2 separate regions of the Homo sapiens genome follow, and region 2 is linked to region 1. A link is a contact called in ENCODE Hi-C or POLR2A ChIA-PET data. All regions are on one chromosome and are shown on one strand. Each heading gives the region's core, a stretch centred on a gene start or an enhancer-like site at or near the end of the contact. The rest is flanking DNA. Distances are from core to core; before and after follow the strand shown.

What was found. Hi-C counts contacts between places; a loop is a spot of excess contacts on that map. ChIA-PET counts read pairs that join two places held with the same protein, here RNA polymerase II (POLR2A). Pooled maps may share reads with other maps.
Region 2: a map of gastrocnemius medialis shows a loop between it and region 1 (17-fold over the local background). The contact joins two enhancer-like sites. A Hi-C loop is called at or near these places in 1 of 168 maps with a recorded cell type or tissue (gastrocnemius medialis) and 1 of 50 pooled maps. POLR2A ChIA-PET finds 5 or more read pairs at or near these places in 1 of 52 experiments (H1).

What each region holds. Positions count from the first base shown.
Region 1 is chr6:170,040,578-170,048,028 of GRCh38, reverse strand. No RefSeq gene overlaps it. Among named protein-coding and RNA genes, the nearest start is that of LINC01624, 230 kb to the left of the region's middle. Within about 2 kb of position 4,338, at least 3 of the 41 ENCODE cell types and tissues checked have a DNase peak (open chromatin) inside an H3K27ac peak, as active enhancers do; they include gastrocnemius medialis, where a contact is called at or near this core.
Region 2 is chr6:170,435,328-170,442,778 of GRCh38, reverse strand. LOC107986676 (a long non-coding RNA gene) reads right to left here and starts at 6,547. Exons shown (of 2, transcript XR_001744494.3): 1 at 4,065-6,547; 2 at 1,759-3,432. It overlaps LOC124901477 (a long non-coding RNA gene), which reads left to right. Exons shown (of 2, transcript XR_007059900.1): 2 at 1-1,048. RefSeq lists enhancers at 2,207-2,785, 3,494-4,693, 3,003-4,772. Within about 2 kb of position 2,803, at least 2 of the 41 ENCODE cell types and tissues checked have a DNase peak (open chromatin) inside an H3K27ac peak, as active enhancers do; they include gastrocnemius medialis, where a contact is called at or near this core.

The DNA.
Region 1 (7,451 bases), core at 3,089-5,588:
GGTGTCTGGTGAGGGCCTTCTTGCTAGGTGCTCAGTTACACGCTCCCTTCAACCTCCAGTCCTTCTGTGAGGGCACTGATCCCAGTCATGAGGGTGGGGCCTCCCAAAGCCACACCTTTTAATATTGTTGCTTTGGAGATTAAGTTTCAACCTGAATTTCAGAAGGGCCGTCATCATTCAAATCACAGCAGCTACCAAACTGGCAAAGCTTTTCCTTTAGGAAAAATATTCCCATGGTTAGCAAAGACGTGGGCGGGCCTCTCCATCTGCTTCGGCTGGGATTGGAGCCCCCCTCTCTAGGATGTAATTTGTCAACACATTTTCCAAATTCTTAAAGTGTGCAAGTTTTTGCCCAGTGGAGTCACCGTAGAGTGAGGAGTTGGGGAGGGTGTAAGGAAATAATGAGGTACACAAAAATTTGGCTATGAGCTGTTCATTAAGAGGGAAAAATTGAAACAACAAAGGGAAAGATCTAAATAAATTATGGCACATTGATATGATAATATGGGGTCGTGAAAATGCTGAGTCCCCTGCATCAGGCTGGTGTGGTTCAGGAGCCAGCCCTCCATCAACTCTGTTGGCCTTAGGAGAGCTGGTAACCCCTCTGTGCCGCAGGCCCTCATTGGCCAAGTGGGGACAGAAATCACACCACCTCACAGGACAGTCAGTAAATACCCAGCCCTCACCCCATGCCCCACATGCACTGTGTGCTATTATTATCATGAACTGTCAATAAAAAGCAGCCCCTGAGGCTCGCATGTACTTCTGTGTTATAAAGACCACACACTCACCTACATTAGGAGATTGTACCCACAGGATCATACAGGCAGCTATAGGTCTACAGGTCCTATAGATCCCATAGGGCGAGGTCTGGAGCGGCACTCACAATCACTTCTGTGTGGAGGGCTTGGGGAGGTTTCTGAGGCTCCTCATGACACATATGTTTTTGTTTTTCTGCAATGGGCATCTTTTGCAATCAAAAACCAACATCAGCTCTTGTGAGAAACGTGAAACATACATCTAGATTCAGCCTCGTGGCTTCATGCCCATATTCAACACCCGCTTCAGGAAATCCCTCCTCAAAAAATCCAGAATTTCGTCGGCGGTGGTCTGCGGTGCTTCCTCTTACTCACGCAGCAATCGGCGTCCTGTCTCGTGTTGGCCACTATTTTCAGATTAAAGTTTTTTCCCTGAGCCACTTTAATAATTCGAAGCAAACTGAAAATACGGTGGTTTCTTCCTTCTTTTTCTTTTGGTTTATTTTCTTTCTGTTTTTCTTCCTCCCTCCCTCCTTCCCTTCCCTACTTCCAACTACGCACAGTTTTTCTATAATCACAAAATACTAACTGCGAGAAGGAATAGAGAAAGCATTTCTTTTCTCTGTGACCTGCGAACACAGGGCAGTGATGGATTGTGCACTGCCACGTTCCGAGGTGGAGACCAGCAGCCCTGCATTGACAGTAGTGACTTTCCTCATGCAACGAAGCCATGCAGAGACAGCTACAATGTGCTTATCATTTGGGGTGGCAGCTGGCTTCCGACTCTCACAGGTCTCCTCACCTGCAGCCGTGCGCACACCCCACAAAGAGCTGGCATCACAAAGTTAACTCAGAGCCCAGAGACGGGAGATGTCCAGGCCCAGTGGAAGGCTCCGGGGAAGGAGTGTTGTCTCCCTGTCAGAGAAGCACTTAGACAAGCACTTGGCTTAAAGTCAGAGTGGAGAACATTCTTCTTCATGCAAAGTTAAACGGGAGTGAAGCCCAGGGCAGTTCTCATTCGCTCAGATCTGCCAAGAAGCCGAAGTGCATGTAGAGCCTGTCCTGCCTCACAGAAGGCCCCGCACACCCACCACAGGCGACCACGCACCCCGTGCCGCCCACACCACCCACCACAGGCGACCACGCACCCCGTGCCGCCCACACCACCCACCGCAGGAGACCACGCACCCCGTGCCGCCCACACCACCCACCGCAGGAGACCACGCACCCCGTGCCGCCCACACCATCCACCGCAGGAGACCACGCACCCCGTGCCGCCCACACCATCCACTGCAGGTGACCATGCACCCTGTGCTGCCCACACATGCCCTAGGTAGACCTGTTGCCTGTGGCTGTAGAGGAGATGGAAGCCATGCATTCCTGAGACACACGTGGGCTTCCAGGGTTGCCAGGTGGAAATTAAAGCCGCATCACATGACCCTCATGTGGATGGGGACGTCTGAACCATCCACAGGGCTCAGGAACAGAAACCTGGTCAGGTGACCAAGAGCAGGCGGAGGCCACACTGAAAATGTTGAGTTTGGGTCTTGCACCAGCAGGCCCTCAGGGTCGTGGATGGGTATCACTCTTGATGCTCATGAATGAGTGTGTCCTTGCCAAAGTCCCGGCCATAACTGGGAGTCCAGTTCTGTGGGAAGTGCTGCCGACCTGTGTGTTAGGCAGAGTTTAAGAAACTGAACTCTGGGTGCCAGGCCAGAAAAGCCAAGAGACGTTGATCTAGGATTGCCTTCTTCTTTTGCTGTCCTGGGATTAAGGCACCAGAGAGCAGACCCTGGTCACAAAGCATCACAAAGACCAAGGTAACAACTCAGCCAAACTCCACCTGCCTCTGCCACTTGATGCCACCGGAGATTCTGTGTCACTTCGAGTTCCTGACTTTGCAGTGCTGGGAGTCTGGAGTTGGCCAGACAGCACCACACACATTTCTTCATTTTGCTGGCTTGCCAGCCGTGCTCAGGGTGCTTTCCCACTAGACCAGCAGGGATGACAAAGGTCCCACTGAGACAGAGAAGCCCACAGGTCCAAAGTCCTCAGAAGCAGCCGCAGTACCAGGCAGACCTGAAAGAAACGCTTCGAGGACCAGGAAGAAGTGATGGAGGAGAGAGGGAATGTGGGCTCTGTGGAACGGGGGTCTCCCATGTGTAGGTTCCCTGGAGCACAGGTCCTGGAACTTGGGGCTCCGTGGACACAGCTTCATGGATGCAGGTGCTGTGAACACAGGCTCTGTGGAACATAGGCCTCCCATGTGCAGGCTCCCTGGAGCACAGGTCCCTGAAACATGGGGCTCCGTGGACACAGCTTCGTGGATGCAGGTGCCATGAACACAGGCTCTGTGGAATGTGGGCCTCCCATTTGCTGGCTCCCTGAAGCCCAGGTCCCTGAAACGTGAGGATCCGTGGACACAGCTTCATGGATGCAGGTGCCGTGAGCACAGGCTCTGTGGAACGTGGGTCTCCAATTTGCCGGCTCCCTGGAGCATAGGTCCCTGAAACATGGGGATCCGTGGACACAGCTTCATGGATGCAGGTACTGTGAGCACAGGCTCTGTGGAATGTGAACCAGCCCTCTCACTTAGCCACAGTGGCCACCTTTCAGCTGGGGACATGCATCTGGCAGTAGGCTCTGGCATCCAAGTTTGGCTGTGTTTAGTTAGGACCACAGATATTTTCTCTTACCTGGTGTGAGCCAGGGCCACAGCTCAAGGGCTCCTGCACAAAGGGCTGGTTAGTGGTGTGCAGATCCGAGCTCAGGGACCCTCCTTTCCCAGTACAGTCTGGGTGTGCACCTCCAGGCGGCTTCCTTATCCTGAAATGAAGGCAGTGCTGCCAATTCATCATCACTGTGGCTATTTTGAGCTACTTGTTTTCTTGCAAAATAATGGTCAGTGTTTTCTGAGCCTGTTACATGCCAGGCATAGTGATAACAACTTTACACCTGATGTGTCACAGCCCCTGGTGGGCACATTCACTTGTACCTCCTTTGGGTAACTGGCCAGTGGAGATCCAGGCTCTCTCACAGGTCATAGGTCTGGGCCACATCAATGCTGTCTCCCCATCTATTCTTACCTGTGTGAAAGACGGCCCACCTGCCTCAAAACTGACTGTTCAGCCACTGACGCAGGCAGTGCTGTTAGGGCCACACAGTGTTCAAACTTAGACACTGCCATTTGGGATGAGGCACTGTGGAGACCGCCTCCTGTGTGGCGTTGCAGGGAGAAGGGAGCAGCCCCGTGTGGAGGGTCCTTCACACCCCAGCTCTGCCCTCATTGTAAATACTTCTCTGCAGGGACAAGTCTGTCCTGCACCGAGGGACACAAAAGCCTCTTCCACCTCAGCCTTTAGTCTAGTGGATCCGTACCAGACAGGTATGAGGTTATGCAGGGCTGCAGCAATTCTTCAGTGGCTGGGCTGTTGAGACTCTGAAGATGTGATCTGGGGCGAGGGGGACCGTGCCTGAATGTAAACGCCGGAGAAAACGGTGGCCTTTGATTCCTGACATGTGGATGCTGTGGCTGCAGTCCCTGATAGCGCCTGTCCTCACTTGAGGACAGCCAGTATCTCAGCCAGTGGGACCCTGTGTTCCAACTAGACTGCTGGCATTTTTCTGGATCTTGTTACTCTGGGACACCCGTTTAAAGAGGTGGCTGATATGACAAATGTGTTAATAACGGACGTCAGATTGTTCTGCCATCCCTGCACCAAGGACACACAAACAGCCATCTCCCTCTACAGGGAGCATTCGGCTAGACCACAAGTCTCTGAGGCCGGCTCAGAGTGGGGGTCGTTCGTTTCTGTTCCTCCAGCCAACAGGCTACCTGCCTGTGGCCAACTGAGCCGAACCGAGCCAAATCTTTTATGGATTTTGAGTAAATTTTCTTCTTGGGAAGAAATGGGTATGACTTTGAGTCATACCACGTGACGTCTAAAATTCGCAGATTATGAAAAGGGGATTTTTTTATCACAATATTTTGGCTGATTATAAAATCAAAGTAATGTAGCACTAACAAGAGAAACCGTGGCTGCGATTGCGCTCCTGAAGTTATAAATACAGAGTAAACACATCCTCTGAAAAGGAGTTTGGAAGAAGGAGACTCCAGTGCACAGTTTGCAAACCGGGAAGATGCAGCCTTTGGTGTAAACAAATGTACCTGGAGAACAAAGGGAACGTTCCGGTTTTATAGCAAAAGCTCCCACCCAGGTCTCAGTCAGGTCTGTGTATCCAAATGAAGGATTCAAACTTGCTTAGTTCTGATTGGTCAAGGCAGCTGAGTTCTGATTAGTTGATAACAGTCGGGTCTTGATTTGGCCAAAGCCAGTGAGCTCCGATTGGTTGGATTGGGTGAGCTCTGATTGGTTGGATCAGGTGAGCTCTGATTGGTTGGTTCAGGTGAGCCCAGAAAGTATCCCAGGTGCAAGGGTGCGGTTTTGGGGGGACTCTGTGTTTGTATGACCTATAGACAGCAAACGGCCGCTGGGCTCTATTTTAGCCACTCAGGATCCACCTTGAAGGACTGGCTCTTTCAGCTTCACCACTGTTCCCAGGAGTGGCCGTCTCTCATCCGGCGATACCTGGTCTTACACTGGGCTGAGAATCGCATTCACGCTTATTCTTATACTTTACGGTCTAAAATGCTTTGCTGTTAGCTCTTAGGTTTAAATCCCAGTCCTACTTATTAAACATGGAATTTGAGTAAGTAATTTACCTTTTTCAAGCCTCAATGTTCTTGTCTGAATAAAAAGGAAATGATAACACATCTGTCACTCGGGGCTGTTGGGAAGACATCCTGAAATCATTACTATGGCCACACTCTTGCATCCATTAGCTTCTAGTGTTTTGTGAACCAATTATATTCAAATCAAATTCTCCAGTGTGACTCAACAATCGCCATGTCCTATTCCATGTTTAGAAACATGACCTTTCCCTTCTGAATCTGCAAGGGAAACGGGGCTGTTTCCAGACAGTAACTGACCTTGAGCAGGGGCTGAAAACTGGCCCAGGGTCACACCTGTCCTGCCACAAGTCTGTAAGTGTATTAATCTGTTCTTGCACTCTTTATAAATGTCTAGAGGCTGGGTAATTTATAAAGAGAAGGGATTTCGTTGGCTCATGGTTCTGCAGGCTGTACAGGAAACATGGCCGGGGAGGTCTCAGGAAACTTACAGGCATGGCAGAAGGCAGAAGGCAACGGGGAAGCAGGCATGTCTCACATGCCCAGAGGAGGAGGATTAGAGATGATGGGGTAGGGGTGGTGGAGGTGCCACACACTTTTATAAACAATTAAATCTCACAAGCCCTCATTCACCATCACGAGAGCAGCACAGGAGAGAAATCCGCCCAATAATCCAATCACCTCCCACCAGACCCCACCTGCAACACTGGGGCTTACCATTTGACGTGAGATGTGGGTGGCTCAGAGCTGGGGTGCTTCGTTATCATCTTGCCAGCCAAGATGCTGCCCACCTATGGCAAACTGGGCTGAACTGAGCCAAATCAAGTAAAGTTTATTAGAATATAGCCCTGCTCTTCTGATCACAAACTGTCCCGGGTGGTTTTCATGTCACAGTGGCAGAGTGGAGTAGTGTGGCCGGCAAGGCCTGAAGTATTCACTTTCTGGGCTGTTACAGGAAAAGTTTGAGGGCTCCTGGCGCAGAGAAATGCTTCTCACACCTTCCTGGGCACAGGATTTACCTTGAGCCTGGCTGGAATGATGGTTTTGATTCCTGTACCTGCAGTGGGACCTGAGATCCTGTGTTACAAAAGGCCCCACATGCACGGGTGAAATTTTTGGTAGGAGAATGACAGACCCCTCTGCACCTGGCCAACGACGCTAGGGACAGCTAGCAGGAAAGTGGACCCCCCTGCCTACTGGGTCTGCACAGACCCCATCAGTAAAACACCTTCGTTCATTTTAAATTTCACTGGTGGCAAGAGAGGAGGCTCTGGGCTGATTAATCAGAGCAAAGAAAGAAACTTGTAGCCTTTGCTATTGTGCACAAAAAGAGTCAAACGCTAGAAAATATTTGAAGAGATTTATTCTGAGCCAGATATGAGTGACCATGGCCTGTGACACAGCCCTCTGGAGGTCCTGAGAACATGTGCCAAGGTGGTCGGGGGACAGCTTGGATTTATACACTTTAGGGAGCCATAAGACACCAATCCAAGACATTTGAGAAGTACATTGGTGAGTGGCTTGGTCCAGAAAGGTGGACAACGCAAAGCTGGCAGGGAGGGGAGGCTTCCAGGTGTCAGGTAAATTTAAAGGTTTTCTGGTTGACAATGGGTTGAGTTTGTCCAAAGACCTGAGATGCAGCAGAAAGGAACGTCTGGGTTAAGATAACGGTGTGGAGAGCAAGGTTTTGTCATGCAGATGAAGCTTTAGCTAGGAGGCTGCAGACAGAATAGGGTGCAAAATGTTGTTGTCAAAGTCTGTGCTGCTGTTAGTGAGGGGTACAATGAGACGTGTGTGACCCCCGCTTCCCGTCATGGCCTGAACCCACCTCTCAGGTTACATTTTAAGAGCCCTGGCTGAGGAGGAAGTCCATTCAGATGACTGGAGGGCCTCAGAGTTTTGTTTTTGGTTTACACTTTTCAAACAGAGATGTCTTTCTTCCTTTTGCCTTTCTTTTCTGAACAGCTGTGACTTCTGCTTGGACGTGGATCTGTGGCAGCCAC
Region 2 (7,451 bases), core at 1,554-4,053, 400 kb before region 1:
TCTGTTCTTCGAAGAGATGGGCTTTATGTAGCCTTCACAACACACAAGAACTGACTGCCCACACCCTGGCCCTGAGCAGGGCTTTGTGAGCAGGTTGAGCATTTTCTTCATGCGGTTAAGAGTGCCTTATATTTTGTTTTCTGTGAACTCAGTTGAAATCCTTTGCTTCTTTTTACTTATTGACTTACTGGTCTCTTTCTTATTGATTTAAATATTTGGAAATGACTGTTTCTGGTATTAATTGCAAATTTCTTTTTCAGCTTGTTATTATCTTTCAATTGACTCGTGGTGGTGTTTCATTCTAGGCAGAAGGTTTTATTTTTGTGTCATCATATTTCTTAGCATTATTATGGCTTCTGGATTTTGTCTTGTGTTTAGATCTTCCCTACTCCAATGTCATAAAAAATTCTCCCATGGTCTCCTCTTTGCTTCTTTTCTTCCTTTTTTTTTTTTCTTTCTGGGAGTTACACCTTTGCTCTATTTGGAATTAATTTTGGTGAAGTATAGAACCAACTTCATAGTTTTTCCAGGAGACTACCTAGTCAACATCATTATATGAATATCCTGTTTCCCCTCATGATTTGAATGTCTTTGTCTTATAATTTGCAGTATTTTGAGGTCTATTTCTATGCTTTCTAATTATTTATTTGCCAGTAACATATTTTTAAATGGACATAGCTTTAAATGGAATTTTATAATATGTTTTGAGATCTGATAGTAATAGTTTCTCTATTATTTGTTTTTTCTTTTAGGTTTGTCTTATGTATTCTTAAATATTTCCTTACACAAATTTAGATTTAGCCTGTCTGGTTTTTAAAAAGTTAGCCTTTTAACTGGGATTGTATCATATGTGCAGAGACTAACTTTGCAAAAATTGAAAGTCTGTATACCTGCTTGGCTTCTGCCCCGTCTGTGCACATCCCTCCGAGGCAGGGCCGTTTTCACATTTCTTGCTAACCTTGTTGAATTATATTTTTGCATATTTGTTTGCAATTGCTCCTTCAGGGTTATCCAGATGCACAATAAAATAATCTATAAGTAATCATCACTTTCTCTGCTCCTTTCTCATTTTTGCACTCCCAGTTTCTGTGCCTTAATTGCATGAGATGTGCCTGCAAAGCAGTGAGAGAATGCAGCCTGGAAACTCTGAGTGTCTTGGCCTCCTCATGGCTGTAGGGAATGGTCAGGATGAGGCAGAGGTCATTTATCCTGTAAAAGAACTATTCATTCCTTCCCATTTTATCATGAACATTTCAGTCTCTACTTCAAAACACAGAGGAGGATGTTGACTTCCATCCACTGTTTGCCAGCATTTCTAGGGCTGGTCATACTGTTTTTCTCTTTTGCTCTATTAAATGGTGATTTATATTAATAGACCCAATACTGAGTCATTGCTACTTGCACTGGGCAGAACAACCCACCCTTAGTCGTGGTGTGTAATTCTCAACATGCCGCTGCGTTTCATTTGCTCATATTTTATTGGGCCTCTTTATATTGTTATTGACACATTAGGTTGGTTGGTAGTTGTTTTTTTTTTTTTTTTTTTTTTAAGCTGGTCTCTTTGGTGGCAATGTCATGCTGGCCTGACAAAAAAATGTGGAAGCTTTCCTTCTATTTTTGTTTGGAGAAGCTTAAATACTGTTGGACTAGATGGGAAATGGTACAGCTGAAAACTGACATTTTCCATTCTTTAGCCAAGTAACCTTGAAACAGGTCTTTTAATGTATCTCTGCCAGAAATTAAAATATATATCAGACATTATGAAGAAATTTCAATTTTATTTCAGGTGAGATAATAAAGTGTAAGAGCTGGAGTTTGGTAAAAGCCCAGGGCAGACGTCCCTAAATCCGTTTCGTGCCCAACATACATTTGTCAGTTAATTCAAAAGCTGTCTGAAGGCCAGATTTTAATCATATTTAGGAAACACTCTTGATGCTTCAAAGCTGCAATGACGAATGATACAGAAAACTACAATTCAGTGAGGGACAAAGTCCCTGTTTTTAAGGAGAGTAGCGTCCTATAGAACAAGGGGTCTCATGGGCCTGACCGTGCCCTGGACAGACCTGTGGTGACCCCGCAGCGCGCCTTGCAGGGGCCGGTGGGAGCTGGACTTTTGAAAGGGTAGAATCAAGGCCACGAGGGGTCGCCAGCCTGGGAGGACCCAGGAAGGGGAAGGACAGTGCCACCCGTGCTCACTGTGACGGAGGGATTCTGCTGAGCTCGGGAAGGCTGCACTCCTAAAATGGCCAGTGAGACCCAGGCTCCTGACGGAGGACGGGTCACTTTTACAAGGAAACTTTTAAAACAGATTTTGCAAAATTCTGGGGGCCATGAGCAGAGAGAGTGATGACACCTGGGTCCAGGCCGTCTCCATTCCAGGCAGAGCCGTGATGGGCGGACTCTAACCAAGTGATGGCTTCTGTTTGTCCCAGATGGAATCTTTCAGAGACACTGACTTCCCAGGGAGTTTGTGGGGTGTGGGCATTCTGTGTCACCCCACTTCTGCTCAGCATCCGGTGACAAGAAGGCCCCAGAGAGCCTGGAGCAGAGCCTGGCCTCCGTGTCTGACCCCAGCTGTGCGGCAGGGCCAGTGACTCAATCATCTCAGCCAACAGCAGACAGCCTGGGGCCTCTCTTCCTGGGAGAGAGGACGCTGGCGTGCTGTGCCCCTTGTGATAAAATGTCGTGGTCCCTGTGGACACAGAGCTCCCTCACCTGTGCTGTCTGAGACCCCACGTGGCCTCCACATGCCATGAATGTGCAATCCACATGCCCTGAGACTCAGCATTCTGGCACTCACACCAGTCCTGTGCAGAGCAGGGCCACGCTGCTATTCTTAGTCCCAGGATTCCAAGCTCAGACAGGAGTGAGGAGGGCTCCCCACAGACATGTGCTACCAGACTGTGAGACGGTGGAATAAATAGAATCTAGACTTTGTGACGCTCAATCCCAGGTCTCGCTAAAGAAAAGAACGAAGGCTCAGTTTGGCACTAGTGTTGTGCCTCAGCCTGTCCATCTCACACTAGGGTTCATCTGCAGGCCTTTGGCCTCAGCACTTGGCCGATGTCCTTAGCGGAGAGGAGGTGGTTTGCCTCCTTTTGGGACTGCCATGAACGGGCTGCTGCAGCTTCCATTATCAGCTCCTCAACTCAAGCTAAAAACTCAGGAACTCCCTCTGGGGTCTGGGATCAGCAGCAACCACCCCTCCGCAATTGCAGTGCACCCTAGGTCCCTTCCGGAGCAACTGAGCAGAACGTCTTCCTGGGACTGTGGTCCATGGACGGCCCTGCTAACAGCTAATTGCAGCCCATGTGTCCTCATCACACCAGGTCTCCAAAACGGGGGCACAGATGTCCACTGCCGTGAGGTGGCTTCTGGGCAGCTGCTGCCCTGGACTGGGAGGCTGAGAATCCTCAGCCCTTAGACTCCAGCCTGCAATTTGGGAAAAAGGTAGTGGCACCAGGTGAACAAGAACGTGGCACCAGGTGAACAAGAACAAGCCCCCACCCAGCTCTCAGACTGGTCAGCCATATTCCCAGCTCTACCTGCTCTGAACTTTGGGGAGAAGGGCTGGACTGGAGGTGGGTGAGTGCTGAGGGAAAGGAGGTGGGAGAGAGGTGAGAAAGGAAAATGGAGAAGGGGAGCCTGGCCTCCCAGCTGCAGAACCCCCAGGCCCAGCCTGCTCCCCACAGCCTGCTCCCCCAGCCCCAGACCATCCCTCAGCCTTCTGTCCCCCCAGGTCCTTAGACCACCTCCCAGCCTGCTGACCCCCCAGCCCCCAGATCATTCCCAGCCTGCTCCCCCAGCCCCAGACCACCCCCTAGCCTGCTGACCCCTAGGCCCTCAGACCACCCCCAGCCTGCTCCTCCAGCCCCAGACCACCCCCCAGCCTGCTGACCCCCAGTACCCAGCCCATCCCCCAGCCTTCTGACCTCCCAGCCTCAGCCCACCACCCCAGCCTGCTTCCCCAGCCTCCAGCCCACCCCCCAGCCTGCTGATCCCCAGCCCCCAGGCCTCAGCATCCCCCACCCAGCCCCATTCCAGAGCACAGATAAAAGTGAAACCTGAGCAGCAAATGTTTGTGGAGCCGCCGCCAATCAAGGGCTTCGTTGCCAGGGTAACCGGGACACTTCATCAGCTCTGTGAACAGATGGTCAGTGAGTAACAGGCAGCATATGTTCCCGTAAGCCCTGACACGGGCACAGATGGAGGGTGGGCGGGAGCTTCTCCTCCCTTCCCATGGGTGCGGCATTGCCGAGAGGCACAGAGGCCGGGGAGCCCGCGTGGTGCTGGTGAGTGCGGATTACTAACACGCCAGTGCCACTCCCAGCCTCGCTTAACCAGAGCACTGCACAGTTAACAACAGCCAGGCACACAGAGCTGCGTGCTGAGGCTGAATCGCAGCCAGGAATCCTCATTAGCAGCCTGCCCACCTTCCAGTGTCACTATCTCAGGCCTCCGGTTTCTGTGGATGTTTACAGGAGAAATCAAACTGCCCTTTACAGGATCAAAGGAGAATTAGATGCCTTTCGGCCATGGAGGTGGGATCCCAGAAGGTTCGGCCTCAAAGCCGATCAAAGTCAATATACACAGGTTCGCGTGCACTGGCCACTGGCTACCGTGACATGTGGTTCGTCTCTCAGACCTTGTATTCCCTGCATTTGGTTTGGCCCCTCAGAATGAGGTCCCCAATCTCTCCACCATCACCAGCATGAGGATAGCTCAGGGAGAAAGGATATTGGTGATTACATCGTTGATTGCCAGCATGATTGCAGCAACTGCCTTTCACTGAACATCTACTATGCCCAGACCCTGGATACACCTCTAGGATCCCATCTCTGCCAGCCAGCAAGGGTGGAGGAGGTGTCTAGCCTGGCTCTGAGTTCCAGGCCCAGCTGGGCTCCAGGAAGGCCGTCTTGTGGTCACAAGCCACAGGGCAGGCCTGGCTGTGTCTGCACTGGGGCTATGTTGTGGCCAGGAGAAGCCAGGCACCCTTTCTCTTGGGGACAGTCTTGTCAGCTTCAGAGAAGCCCTGGGCTCCTTTCTTCAGTGTCTGCTGGTCCTGGGTGCAGCTCTGTCCAGAGTGGGCACAACTTCCCAGCTCCCATTATATCTCTGGTCTGTATTCTCAGGCTTGTCTGTGCTCTACACGAGTCTGCCTGGTTCACCAGGCCTCACAAATTCACTGCTCACTGGTACCCAATACCAGCACAGAGCTAACCCTCTGGGGTCCTGTAACAATCTTCAATTGGATCCTATCCCATCCCAGGAATGTCCACAGCAGATTTCTGCTTGGGCTGGATGCGTTCCAGTCCTGAGCAGGACCCTGCCCTGTGGAGAGGCCTTCAATATTCCGCCTCTAGGTCAAATGCGGTGGAAATCCACCTGCAAGCTCAGAAGTTATTGGGAAGAGGCCAGCAGGGGCAGCCGCTCGACAGTTCTCCTTTCCATAACAAATCAGGTTAAAATCTGAAGGAGTAGGCTTGACTGACCAGAGGGATAAATCCAGTTTGTATAGAAACAAACACCCTGGTGTGCTTTGCAGAGAGCCTGGGGGCAGAGACAACGTTTGCATGAATGGGACCTGCTAGGTCCGCTGGTGCCAGTGAACAAACTACCATGAAGTGCCCAGACAGACAAGCTGCCAGGAAAGCCAGGAATTTCCTTCCACCTCCTTTCTGCTTGACTTGGTTTACCAACGCTGTACATCCAAGAGAAAAAAAAATTAATGTGCATTTTCTCTTCAGGCACTTGTGTGAAAAACATCCGTCTTCCTGTCGTCATCACTGAGTGAGCCCACGGTCACCAATCCCTGGGTCACAGCTCCCCAAAACCAAGAGAAACAGCCAGCGGGACAAGGCCAGGGCAGCCCTAAACATGCCACATCACCCCAGTGCTATGCGAAGGAAGCTTCAGGGGCATCTTCAAGGAAATGTGTGAATCTGAATAAATTTTACAGATTAAAACTTTTACAAAATTTATAAAATTTTAATCATTCCAATTAAGCATTTAGAACACTACTTGGTTAGTGGGAAATTTATAGCTCTAAATGCCCATCCTCAAAAGAAGAAATGCTTAAAATCAACGACCTGAAGTTCCACCTTAAAATGCTAGAAAAAGAAGAGCAAAAGTAACACAAAGTAAGTGTTAACAAAAAATAAAGAACAGAAATCAATGAAATAAAGAGCAGATGACAGAGAAATTTAGCAAAACCAAAAGTTGGTTCTTTGAAGGGACTGGCAAACTTGATAAACTCCAACCTAGACTGATCAAGAAGAGAGAGAGCACATGTTAGCAAGACCAGGAATGGAGGAGGGTCATCATAACAGACCCTACAGGCATCAAGAGAATCAGCAGCAGATGGTCGTTGTCTGGGCCCCAGCTCAGACTAAAGAGAGCTTTTTGGACAGAAACCTGTGTATCAATTGTGATAGTTACACGAGTATTTCCATGGTATTTCCATTTGTTAAAGATGCAAAATTTTGTTGGATGTATGTTATACTTCAATGAACTTGATATCAACAGTAAAAAGGTTTTCCTGCCTTCTTAAACAGAGACAATTTTTCATGTTCCTCTGCTATAAATTCAGACATTCATTACACTTCGTTCTATTTCCACACACTGTGGAGGCCCTTGGGAGGTGAGTGCTGGTTGCTTCTGTCACAGTGAATGCCCATAGCAGGGGGCAGCTGGGCCCATCCTCTCCCTGGGGTCAACCCACACTTTTCCTTGGTGCCAGCCCTCACCCTCCAAGCCTCTGGTATGTGGCTCCCACCAGCTCCAGCCTGGGAAGCCATGATATTGACAGGGTTGGCTCTGGGGCTGCACAGGCCTCTGAAGGAGATGGGTGTCCCTGTGCTGTCGGGATCAGGTGCTCTGAGTGGGCCTTGGAGTCACTTGTGCTTTCCTCAGGAAGTAGCCACACTTAGGAGGAAATGGAGGTTGTCAGATGAATGACTGAGGTGCCCTTTGGGGTCCACTAGGCTCTGGGATCTCTCATGACCAGACACATATTTTTGCCTTTGTTTAGGCAAATAGAGCCATACACATAATTATTTCAGTTGGGCCAAATCTGTAAAAGGAAAAAAGAAAGATTTAAAAACTCTCTCAGAATGATGCATTTTGGGAACTGGAATTTTACAAAACCCAATCAAATATTTGTTGGATACCCACTGTGTGGAAGTCACTGTCTCAAGCCTTGTGGGGGACACGAAAATGAGCAAGGCAATCCCCTGCCCTCAGGGTCTCACAACAGCCCAGCCAAGGCTGTGAATCTCCCGTGCTGACAGCCGGGCCTGAGCCTGGCGTGGGGGAGACCTGGGGATGTTCCTGGGGAAAGGCGGCATCACCTGTCAATCTCCCGTGCTGACAGCCGGGCCTGAGCCTCGCGTGGGGGAGACCTGGGGATGTTCCTGGGGAAAGGCGGCATCACCTGTCAATCTCCCGTGCTG